Regions from separate parts of the Homo sapiens genome. Here regions 1 and 2 are each linked to region 3. Evidence: chromatin contacts called from ENCODE Hi-C or POLR2A ChIA-PET data. All regions are on one chromosome and are shown on one strand. The core of a region is the stretch at or near the end of the contact, and the rest is flanking DNA. Distances in the headings are between cores, read along the strand shown. Region 1 has its middle 120 kb from the start of DAPK1. Region 2 has its middle 91 kb from the start of DAPK1. Region 3 has its middle 13 kb from the start of CTSL.

Region 1 (3,787 bases), core at 6-2,505, 340 kb after region 3:
TTACACATTAATGTTCCTTGGAAGGCTGTGAAGCCATTTGAGTTTGGACCCCAGTGATGTTTCTGACCTTGATGCTGTATCTCCACATACTCTGCATACCTGCGTATCTACCTTCTACTCTCTGTATTTCTCTAGTGTGTGTGTGTGTCTGTGTGTGTGTGTAAAACTCTTCAACAGGAGTGATGCTTAACTACACACCAAAACAAAGCAAGGCCTTCCCTAAATATCACCAACTGTTGATCTTGAACCTAAAGTTGTCATGAGAGCAAGCTCGTACTTTGGAGCAGTGTCAGGCTTTCATGCTTCAGCCTCGGGATTGAGACATTTGCTCCCTAAATGTTTTACAGACATTTGCTCCCTCAATGATGCTCTAGTTTCTGAGGAAAGTAAACAACTTAAATAAAAATTATATTTGCAGAAGTACTTGTGGGATGAGCCAGGTGTCCAACAAAAGTGGAGAAAGGTGCTAAGCTCTAGAAATTTTGTAGCCACTGAAGTAGACATGCAGATGTGAGGCCAACTGACAAGCACAGCTTTTGAAACTGCTTTTGCAAATTTATGACTGAGACAGTGAAAGAGATCTAACTTAACTGACTCCATCTTGCTTCTAACCTCCAAGCTGTCCTTGTTCATTCCTGGGCATAGGCTGAACTAACTTTGGGAGAAACTTACTTTATAGTTTGAACAAAGACGGTAACAGCCCTTTCCCAAAGCAGACCTCCTCCTTGTCTGGGTACTAGACTGCCTTTGTAGGACTAACGTTAGCCACGTGATTAGAAATTATGGTTTAGGAGTCATGCAGCTGGAGGCTACAAGATTCTGACCCTCCCTAAGTTGCTCCTAAGATCAGAGCTTGAGATATTTTGCAGACCTTGCACTTGAGGGATCAGCTGGCTCCACCCAGATCAATAAACTGGCTCATCTGATCTTGTGGCCCCCAACCAGGAACTGACTCAATGCAAGAAGACAGCTCTGACTCCCTGCGATTTCATCCCTGACTAATCAGCACTCCTGGCTCACTGGCTTCCCCCCACCCACCAAGTTATCCTTAAAGACTCTGCTCCCCGAAAGCTCGGGGAGACTGATTTGAGTAATAATAAAACTCTGGTCTCCCGCACAGTCGGCTCTGCGTGAATTACTCTTTCTCTATTGCAGTTCCTCTGTCTTGATGAATCAGCTCTGTCTAAGCAGCAGGCAAGGTGAACCCCTTGGGTGGTTACACTTTCAGGAGAGCTCTGAATCATAGCCAGAGCTGTGTTCACCCAGGGATGAGCAGGCTGGGACATTCAGAGCCTCCTTGTGGCCTGAATTCCTTCCTTGGGTAGAGCTTGTCCTAAGACACCTCGTTTCTATCTCAAGTAGACCCTGAGGCTCAGATGAGTTCTAAGACAAGGTAAAAAGAGTCCAGGGAAAACATGAAGAGCCAGCAAAGATGGCAGATGGCTGTGAAAAACAGTAGCAGACATCCTCAGACAATCGCTCAGTGCCTCGGAATGATTTTCAGAGATGTAAAAATGGACTCAGAGACAAAGTAGAGAAGGAAGTGAGAAGAACCCAGAAAATAAGATGTCATGTTATTTGTTTATATATTTGTTTTTGAGATGGAGTCTCGCTTTGTTGCCCAGGCTATAATGCAGAGATGCGATCTCAGCTCACTGTAGCCTCCACCTCCTAGGTTCAAGAGATTCTCCTGCCTCAGCCTCCTGAGTAGCTGCGACTACAGGTATGCGTCACCATGCCTGGCTTATTTTTGTATTTTTATTTTTATTTATTTATTTAGTTAGTTAGTTAGTTACTCTGAGATGGAGTCTAGCTCTGTCACCCAGGCTAGAGTACAGTGGGACAATCTCAGCTCACTGCAACCTCCATCTCCCGGGTTCAAGTGATTTTCCTGCCTCAGCCTCCCAAGTAGCTGGGACTACAGGGCTGTGCCACCGCACCCGACTAATTTTTGCATTTTTAGTAGAGACAGGGTCTCACCACGTTGGCCACGCTGGTCTCGAACTCCTGGCCTCAGGTAATCTGCCCACCTCAGCCTCCCAAAGTGCTGGGATTACAGGCGTGAACCACCGCACCCTGCCTAATTTTTGTATTTTTAATAGAGATGGGCTTCACCATGATGGCCAGGCTGATCTCGAACTCCTGGCCTCAAGTGATCTACCTACTTCAGCCTCCCAGAGTGTTGGGGTTATAGGTGTGAGACACTGTGCCTGGCCAATGCCGTGTTATCTTAACACGTATCATATATGTATGTGTTGGCTGTTGGTAAAGGAAAGCCTTTCCTAATTGTTAAAGTCAAATACTGTGTTAGGTGTATTTGTTAATATTTTATATTTACATATCATCTCACCCATTGTATTTTTTCACTTGCTGCCCTCTTGAAAACCACCTGCAAAACACAGGTGTGGGAGTAATTGTAATCTTTCATGGAAGGGGACCCCCGCTCTAGATTCCCTCGCAGTTGTTCAAGGCAGAGGAGGCACTCAGCTCAGGCTTTCAGTTCTTATCTTGGAAATAGTTTCAGTGAATTTTCAAAGTGGAGGCTAACACCTGAATGACAGGCTCATTATTCATGCTTGGTTTTATCTCTTTTTATTTCCAGCTATGGGGACCCAGCAGAGGAGGCTCTGTCTCTCGGGAATGCACTCAGTGGGTTGGGTCCCTTCCCCGCCTGGAGGTTACGGCCCTTGTGCCACTCCCTGATTTCATTAACAGCGCTTGAGGGGACTGCGCCATTTGCACGTACAGGGAGCAAGAGCAGGTCACGTAGTTATATTTTATCCAGTGTTGCCTTTCTCTAAGGGCGACGTTATCTATTAACCACTTTCTCTCTGCCCGCATCCCTGCTAGGTGTTGTGAAAAGTAAAGATGTAAAATTTCTGAACAATTTAAAGCTACAGTAAACAAAACATTTTCTCTGTGGGAGGTGGGGTTGGAAGGAATGAGAGGGAATCCATGTAGATAATCTAATTCTGTTAGTGTATGAACATCAGTATGTGAGTTCTAATTCCATGCGCTTATAAAATTCTCATGCCAGAAATATTCTGGAATGTGAAAAGCCATCAATGTCTTTTGCCTGGGCTACTACAGTAACTTTATTTTATTTTTTTATTTTGATACATGGTCTGGGTTTGTTGCCCAAGCTGGAGTGCAGTGGCGTGATCTCAGCTCACTTCAACCTCTGCCTTCCGGGCTCAAGCGAGCCTCCCACCTCAGTCTCCCTGGGATTGCAGGCACACGCCACCAAGCCCTGCCAATTTTTGTATTTTTAGTAGAGATGGGTTTTTGCCATGTTGCCAGGCTTGTCTCAAAACTCCTGGGTTTAAGTAATCTGCCTGCCTTGGCATCCCAAAGGGCTGGGATTACAGGCATGGGCCACCACACCCTGCCCTGCAGTAAATTTTAATTGATTTTCTTACTTTCTGTCACTCCCTATGTGACACACTGTTCTCCATGTAACCGGCTTTCAAAAGCTCAGGAGGGCACTTTCCAGCACCTCATTCCTCCTGGGATGAAGAAGCCCCAGGCCTCATAAGCCCGTGAGGCCTGAGGCCACCCAGAGCCCACCCCACCTCCCAGCTCTTTGCCAGCCATTCCCTGCCACCTGAAGGCTTCCGTCCTGCAGGATGCTCTAGGCCTTTCCACACCATGGAGCCTTTGACCACATAGCTTCCTCTCCGTTCCTTGCTCTCCCAACTCTCCTCCTCCAACTTACTTAGTAAATTTCATTCTTTTAAAAAGTGTACTTGCTGGTGCTGTGGCTCATGCCTGTAATCCCAGCACTTTG
Region 2 (3,998 bases), core at 1,499-3,998, 310 kb after region 3:
ACTAGGACTACAAGTGTGTGCCCCTATGCCTGGCTAATTTTTATTTATTTATTTTATTTATTTATTTTTTTGAGATGGAGTCTTGCTCTTGTTGCCCAGGCTGGAGTGCAATGGTGCAATCTTGGCTCACCACAACCTCCACCTCCCGGGTTCAAGCGATTCTCCTGCCTCAGCTTCCTGAGTAGCTGGGATTACAGTCATGTGCCACCATGCCTGGCTAATTTTATATTTTTAGTAGAGATGGGGTTTCTCCATTTTGGCCAGGCTGGTTTTCAACTCCTGACTGTCAGGCCTCTGGGACCAAGCCTGCACCTATACATCCAGATGGACTGAAGGAAGCAAAGAAACACAAAGGAAGTGAAAATGGCTGGTTCCTGCCTTAACTGATGACATTCCATCATTGTGATTTGTTACTGCCCCACCTTAACTGAGTGATTAACCTTGTGAAATTCCTTCTCCTGGCTCAGAAGCTCCCCCACTGAGCACCTTGTGACCCCGCCCCTGCCCGCAAGAGAAAAACCCCCTTTGACTGTAATTTTCCACTACCCACCCAAATCCTATAAAACTGCCCCACCCCTATCTGCCTTTCCTGACTCTCTTTTCGGACTCAGCCCGCCTGCACCCAGGTGAGATAAACAGCCTCGTTGCTTACACAAAGCCTGTTTGGTGGTCTCTTCACACAGACGTGTGTGACACTGACTTCAGGTGATCCTCCCGCCTCAGTCTCCCAAAGTGCTGGGATTACAAGCGTGAGCCACGGCGCCAAGCCTAATTTTTATTTTTTGTAGATACAGATCTCACTATGTTGCCCAGGCTGGTCTTGAACTTCTGTCCTCAAGCAGTCTTCCCACCTTAGCCTCTTAAAGCATTGGGACTACAGGTATGAGCCACAGCACCTGGCCTCAGGCTCTGTGTTTCTGACAGGCTCTCAGGTAATGCTGATGGTGCTGGACAGCAAACTACAATTTGAGTAACAAGATAGAGTCCCTACAGGCCAGGCACGGTGGCTCACGCCTGTAATCCCAGCACTGTGGGAGGCCGAGGCGGGCGGATCACGAGATCAGGAGATCGAGATCATCCTGGCTAACATGGTGAAACCCCGGCTCTACTAAAAATACAAAAAAATTAGCCAGGCGTGGTAGTGAGCACCTGTAGTCCCAGCTACTCCGGAGGCTGAGGCAGGAGAATGAGGTGAACCCAGGAGGCAGAGCTTGCAGGGAGCCGAAATCACACCACTGCACTCCAGCCTGGGCAACAGAGCAAGACTGCGTCTCAAAAAAAAAAAAAAAAAAAAAAAGATGGAGTCCCTACATAAACCAAAAAGTCTTGATCATAAACCAAAAGATAAGTCTTGATAAGTCTTGATCAATTTAAAAGTTTATTTTGCCAAGGTTAAGGACATGCCTATGACACAGCCTCAGGAGGTCCTGATGACACATGTGCCCAAGGTGGTCAGGCTGCATCTTGCATTTATATGTTTTTTATATGTTTTAGAGAGACATAAGACATCAATCAATACATGTAAGATGTACATTGGCTTGGTCAGGAAAGGTGGGACAACTGGAAGTCAGGGGCTTCCAGGTCATAGATGCATTCGAAGATTTTCTGATTGGCGATTGGTTATTATCTACAGACCCGGAATCAATAGAAAAGAATGTTTAGGTTAAGGTAAGGGATTATGAAGACCAAGGTTTTACCATGCAGATGAAGCTTCAGGGTAGCAGGCTTCAGAGAGGATAGCTTGTAAATATTTACCAGACTTAGAGTCTGTTCTATCAGTCTCAAGGTCTGTGTTGACGTTAATGGTAATAAGGCATGTCCCACCCCCTCTTCCCATCATGAACAGAACTAGTTTTTCAGGTTGACTTTGGAATGCTCTTGGCCAAAAGGAAGGGTCCATTCAGACGGTTACAGGGCTCAGAATTTTATTTTTGGTTTATGCTATCTTAGAGGACAGCCCAACCTTTCCTGCTTACAAATATAAAAGATTTTGAAACAAGTTCATCAGCAGCATTAATTAGATGAGTAATGTGCATCTGGTGTCTGGGAGCCCACATCTAGGGAACTGTTCTAGGGTCATTGGGTCATTAGGAGATTAACAAATGACTTCATGGTGCAAGTGCCTTCACATGCATATGGGGATGTATGTACATCTTTTGAAACAAGTGTATTTTTGTGCATTTCTAGTGAATTTCTTTTAGGAAATTCTTGGGCATTATATTTCATCTTTCCTGATGGAGTTGCATTAGTGATCAAAAGAGCAAACCACCAATCCTTTCCCCTTGTCTTTTTTCTTTTTCTCTTTCACAAAATCTCTGGTCTCTGCATGTGTGTTCAGTAATAGGAGAAGCCAAGGCCTCCTGTGGGTCCTAGGAAATGCATTATCTACGCTAAAAATAGACAAGAGCCCATTGTCTCATGCAAAAGTAAATCCCACATACTAATCCAGCAGAAAGTGATCTAGCCTTTTTAAAGATTTATTAGTTTCTGATTTTCCTCTCTATGCATAACAATTTTTCATCTCATTCTGTGACAGATAAATTGAATTAAGTGAGAGTTGAAATAACTTCTTTTAAAGATAAATCATCTTTGTGTTACAAACCTTTGAGGTTTAGGAGGCCTCAAGATTCTTGAAGAATCAAAACATTAAGTGAGGAAGAGAAAAGTAACTGTTATTATAGAAATAGCTGCATTCCCAGCAGTGGTGTGCTGTAAATGTTTAACAACCAGCTCTCAAAAAACAAGAAACACTGCCAGGGGCTGGGGTGGGGAGTTATGAGGAGTGACTGCTAATGACTGTGTTTCTTTTTGGTGTGATGAAAATGTTCTGAAATTTGATGGTGGTAGTTGCATAACCTAATGAATATATTAGGAAACCACTGAATTGTACAATTTTAAATGGAAACAACAACAAATCTCCCTTCCCCCGAATATTATTTGCACGATTTGCTAATTTCCATAATGTAAATTCTTCCACTATTGCTGATTTCAACACCACTGGTTCCCAGTGTGGCAATTGTTTCCTAGCCACAGGGGTTTAGGAAGAAGGTGGGGTGTATATAGGATTCCCTCTCTGATTGCTTTTGCTAGCTTTTTTCTTGCTTTTTTTCTTTTTTTTTTTTTGCTTGTTTGCTTTTGTTGTTTTTTTCTGTCTTGAAGTGATCAAGATGTAGTGAAAGCACCCTGAGTGGGATATAAGTCTGAGATTCTTTCCTTTACTAATTCAAATATTCAGCCACACATTTAGCACCTCCTCATGCTGGGCTCTGTGCTGCGTATGTGCCGCAAATTCTAAGGTACCTAGAGTGACCCCTGCCACTGAAGAGACTACAGTCTAGTGAGGGATAGAAATATAAAAACACTATTGTAGAATGTGAGTGTGCATATGCCAGAATAGAAGTATGCGCACTCTGATTGAGAGAGTTACTTTCCCCCATGGAGGAGGAATAGTGGCGGTGATATCAGTGAATGTGTCAGATAAGAGATATCTATCTGACCTGGGAGCTGGGGAAGAGCACCACAATTTAAAAGAACAGCATGAACCAAGGCACAGAGGCACAAGAGTGACAGGGTGCTAAGGATACAGGCACTAATAAGTTGTGGGTAGCTCACAGGTTCGTAAGTGGCCAGGATGTAAAGTGACCAGAAAGATGGGCTTGTATGCTTTTCAAGTTTTTATGGGCCATGCTAAGGAGACTGCACCTTATGGTGCAGGAAATGGGGAGCCACTGAGGTTTGTTAAGCAAGGGAGAGACATGTGGAGATCTGCAGTATTACTTTTTGATGGTAAGAAGGATACATGGGTAGGAAAGAGAAGTGGGAATAAGCTGGAATTGAGTAGGCCAGAGAACAAGACTGTGTTATTCCAGGTGAGAGATGAATAAGCCAACAGTGTAGGGTACAAAGTGGAGGGGATGAAGTGGAGAAACACATCAAGATAAAATGTATAGAACTGATCATTCAATTGAATGTGCATGATGGAGCAGATGATGGAGTTA
Region 3 (3,459 bases), core at 89-2,588:
CCTGGAGCGGGATAGCAATGGAACCACACAGAGAATGGCCCAGAGCACTGGGAAGGGTGCCTTCTCAGCAAAAGGCACCTGCACAGAAATTCAGCCCATAAAGCCAGGCAGAGAAGGACATGAATGACAATTGGATAATGAGTGTTGGCATTAAAAAGCATTTAAAATAAGTCACTAGACAATTAAACTTGCAATGTCAGAAAATCTTACAGCTTATGTATAATCAAATGAAACTAAACTTGATAGAGTGTTCACCAGATTTGACAGTAATCTTTAAAATTTATGACATTGCCTGTAATGGGTTTTGAAGCTCAAAGTTTTCTAAACTGGTAATAAATGTAATTATTGAGTAATTAATCTCTTGTGATGGTGGAAAGAATGAATTTTTTCCGTTCTTGCTAAAAGAGTAAGATTATAAAAGCTGTTATATGTAGCAAAAAATTTGGTAAAAATTATTATAAAGTGTGTTAGCCATTGATTAATAAAATAATGTTTTTCTGGAAGAAAAGAAAACCAGATAGAGTGCAACATAAATGCAAAGTTTTGCTCAGCAATTAATGTTTTCTCTTTTTGGATTTTAATTGTTATGTGCCGACAGCCCAAAAAGCCACATATATCATGTCCAGTCCGAAATACAGAAAAAAATGTGCATAAAGATGTTTAGCCCAGCTTTGTTTTCAACAGGGAATAACGCCTGAGTGTTTCACAGTAGGGAATTGGGATATGACAATATTATTATAGCATTTTGCAGCCGTTAAAAGGAATGTTTCTGAAAAGCTTCTAATAACATTGTAAAAAAGCTGTGTCATAATCTTCCGTTTAAAAAAAGCAGGGTATAAAATTGAACACTTCATATGATTTCAGCTACATTAAAACATGTCTAGAAAATACAACCAAAGGGAATAAAAACTTTCATTGCCTCAAATTACCCCAAAGGGAAAGGGCAGCCCATGGCCAGGAAGGGCCAGCCTCAGAAGGACTGAAGTTGCTGACTTGTGCCTACGGCGGCAGCAGCTGCTGGTTTCTCCTTCCATGTTAATCTGGGTCACAGAATCTCGTGATTTACAGAAGCAGCTCTGGCTCATTCTTGGGTGACTGGCCTGCCTTCTTGGAAGACAGGATGATGCTCATCAACGCTGGCTGTGACGCAACCTGAGGACTCTGCAAACCTCCCGTGGGGTCACACACTGGGGCAGAAGCCCCAGCATCTGAGTGTCCGCTTTGAGGATGGAGCGAGTGGGATGGGTGAGGCAGAGAGGAAGAAACTTCTCCGGATGTCCTGGTTAGTCACCCTGATTGTGGGAAATGCACACTCATGGCTGAATCAGCAAGAATCAAGTCTCTTGGTCAGAAAAAAAAGCCATTATGGCCTAAGAATCTCTCATGACACACACACACACGACACACCACACACACACCACACCCCCCCCACACACACACCACACACACACCACACACCAAACACACACACCACACACCAAACACATACACACCACAAACACCACACACCAAAAACACACACACCGCACATACACACATCACACACACCACACACACCAGATACACACATGCACACACCACACACACCAAACACAACACACACCACACATATACACATACATATGCCACACATATGCGCACACCCCACACACACACCACACACGCACACACCACACACAACCATACCACATGCACACCACACACGCACACACCCTACACACCTCACACACACACCACACACACATCACATAAACACACACCACACACACCCCCACACACACCACATGCACACACACCACACACACAAAGCACACACACATGCACACACATCACACACACACATATATGCACATACCAAAGACACAGACTTACCCCCATATATACATGTGTATACACATGCGCAATACACATATACACATGTGCATATGCACACTAACTCTGCTACACATATGCACATGACACACGCACATACATTAATATACATGTACACAAATGCACACATTTATGCACAAAATACAGATGCATACACCTGCATATCCGTGTACTCTCATGACACACACATGCACACACACATACAGACTGCAGTGTAATATACTTAGTAGAATAGGATGAGGGGCCCTCAGTTGGGGTCAGATGGCCTGATGCTTAGTCTGAATTGTTAATAATTGAACTGTGTAATTTTGCCTGAATCTTTTCATCTCTGCTTCCAGCTGCCAGAGTGCGGTTGACTCAAACCATCTGGAAGTTCTCTTTAGTTGTAAAATTCTGTGATTTCAATGGAAAAGATGGTATCATTCATCCAGAGCTCACCTGAGCTCCTTCTCTCTACCCTGAGGAGAATCCTGGGGGCTGGAGTCACAGCATAGGGTGCTTGGGAGGCCGTCCTCACCCAGCACCAGCCCCAAGAGTGTTGCCACCAGGGATAGCCCAGCGTCCCCGAGGACCTCTGCTGTGGGCATTCCTGTGGCTTCTTCCCCCTCACACCCACACACTTCTTCCCTCCTTTCTGATAAAGAATCAAGAATTTGCCGTGGGAGCAAATAGGCAGGAACCAGCAAGCTTCTGAGGCCCAGCGCTTCCAGGAAGAGATCAGCAGCTGTCTGTCCTGAAGGTATTTCCAGGGTTCCTTTCTGCTCAGCGGAGGTGGAAGGGAGCTCACTGCTCCTTAACTCTCCCTGTCAGAGGTGCCCCTGGTCCACCCTCTCTGGCCATGGCATTCATTTAGGGCAGACAAGCGGTTCCTGTCCTGAGTCAACATCTGGAAGCCACCAGGCCCTGGGCTGGGAGGATTTGGAGCCTGTCATCAGCATGTGACTTTTGGTTGTGATGCTACAGTCTGACCTCACCCTCAGGTTGCCACCCAAAGCCCAGCTATGCTCCAGATCGCTGAAGATTGCCCTTGAGAGCAAATTCCTCAGGCAGCTGTGGAGCTGAGCCCTGAGGACTCAGTGAGCCAGGGCTGGGCCCTCACCCTCACACTATTCCTCATAAACAGTTCAGTTTAAGTTCTCAGGAATGCATAGTCCTGCAAAGACTGTGGCGCTGGGTCTCAAATACGAATTCAAACTAAAAACAAAACCCTCTGCCAATCAAAAGAGGAAAGAAGCCAAACAGAACTCTCACTTCTTCCCCCTCTGAGGACCACTTTAAAGTTTTTTTTTTTTTGAAATAACAAATATTAAATTCTTTAAAAAGCAATCAATCCCTTTTCCTGTTCCCCTTTTCTGGGGGGCTCCGCTTGGCTGAGCTGCTCTAAATACAGTAGGTAGTCTTGTACATTACTCTGCCAGCTTTATTGTTACCTGGACATTTTTAGGTTTCAGCTTTATCTTTTTAGTTTTTTTTTTTTTTTTAAAGAAAACTGTGGTAATATAGAGAAACACAAAATTTACTACTTTACCCAACTTGAACTGCACAGATCAGTGGCATTCAATACATTCATATTGTTGTGCCATCATC

Evidence for each region. A loop is a pair of places that touch in the nucleus more often than their neighbours do. ChIA-PET counts read pairs that join two places held with the same protein, here RNA polymerase II (POLR2A). Pooled maps may share reads with other maps.
Region 1: a pooled map shows a loop between it and region 3 (9-fold over the local background). The contact joins two enhancer-like sites. A Hi-C loop is called at or near these places in 1 of 168 maps with a recorded cell type or tissue (chondrocyte) and 6 of 50 pooled maps. POLR2A ChIA-PET finds 5 or more read pairs at or near these places in 3 of 52 experiments (A549, PC-9 and activated CD4-positive, alpha-beta T cell).
Region 2: a map of CD14-positive monocyte shows a loop between it and region 3 (4-fold over the local background). The contact joins two enhancer-like sites. A Hi-C loop is called at or near these places in 1 of 168 maps with a recorded cell type or tissue (CD14-positive monocyte). POLR2A ChIA-PET finds 5 or more read pairs at or near these places in 1 of 52 experiments (BJ).

The regions. Positions count from the first base shown.
Region 1 is chr9:87,371,584-87,375,370 of GRCh38, reverse strand. No RefSeq gene overlaps it. Among named protein-coding and RNA genes, the nearest start is that of DAPK1, 120 kb to the left of the region's middle. Within about 2 kb of position 1,255, at least 2 of the 41 ENCODE cell types and tissues checked have a DNase peak (open chromatin) inside an H3K27ac peak, as active enhancers do; they include PC-9, where a contact is called at or near this core.
Region 2 is chr9:87,404,766-87,408,763 of GRCh38, reverse strand. It overlaps the pseudogene LOC112268032. Among named protein-coding and RNA genes, the nearest start is that of DAPK1, 91 kb to the left of the region's middle. RefSeq lists an enhancer at 2,707-3,257. Within about 2 kb of position 2,748, at least 4 of the 41 ENCODE cell types and tissues checked have a DNase peak (open chromatin) inside an H3K27ac peak, as active enhancers do.
Region 3 is chr9:87,711,395-87,714,853 of GRCh38, reverse strand. No RefSeq gene overlaps it. Among named protein-coding and RNA genes, the nearest start is that of CTSL, 13 kb to the left of the region's middle. RefSeq lists an enhancer at 268-1,467. Within about 2 kb of position 1,338, at least 31 of the 41 ENCODE cell types and tissues checked have a DNase peak (open chromatin) inside an H3K27ac peak, as active enhancers do; they include PC-9, where a contact is called at or near this core.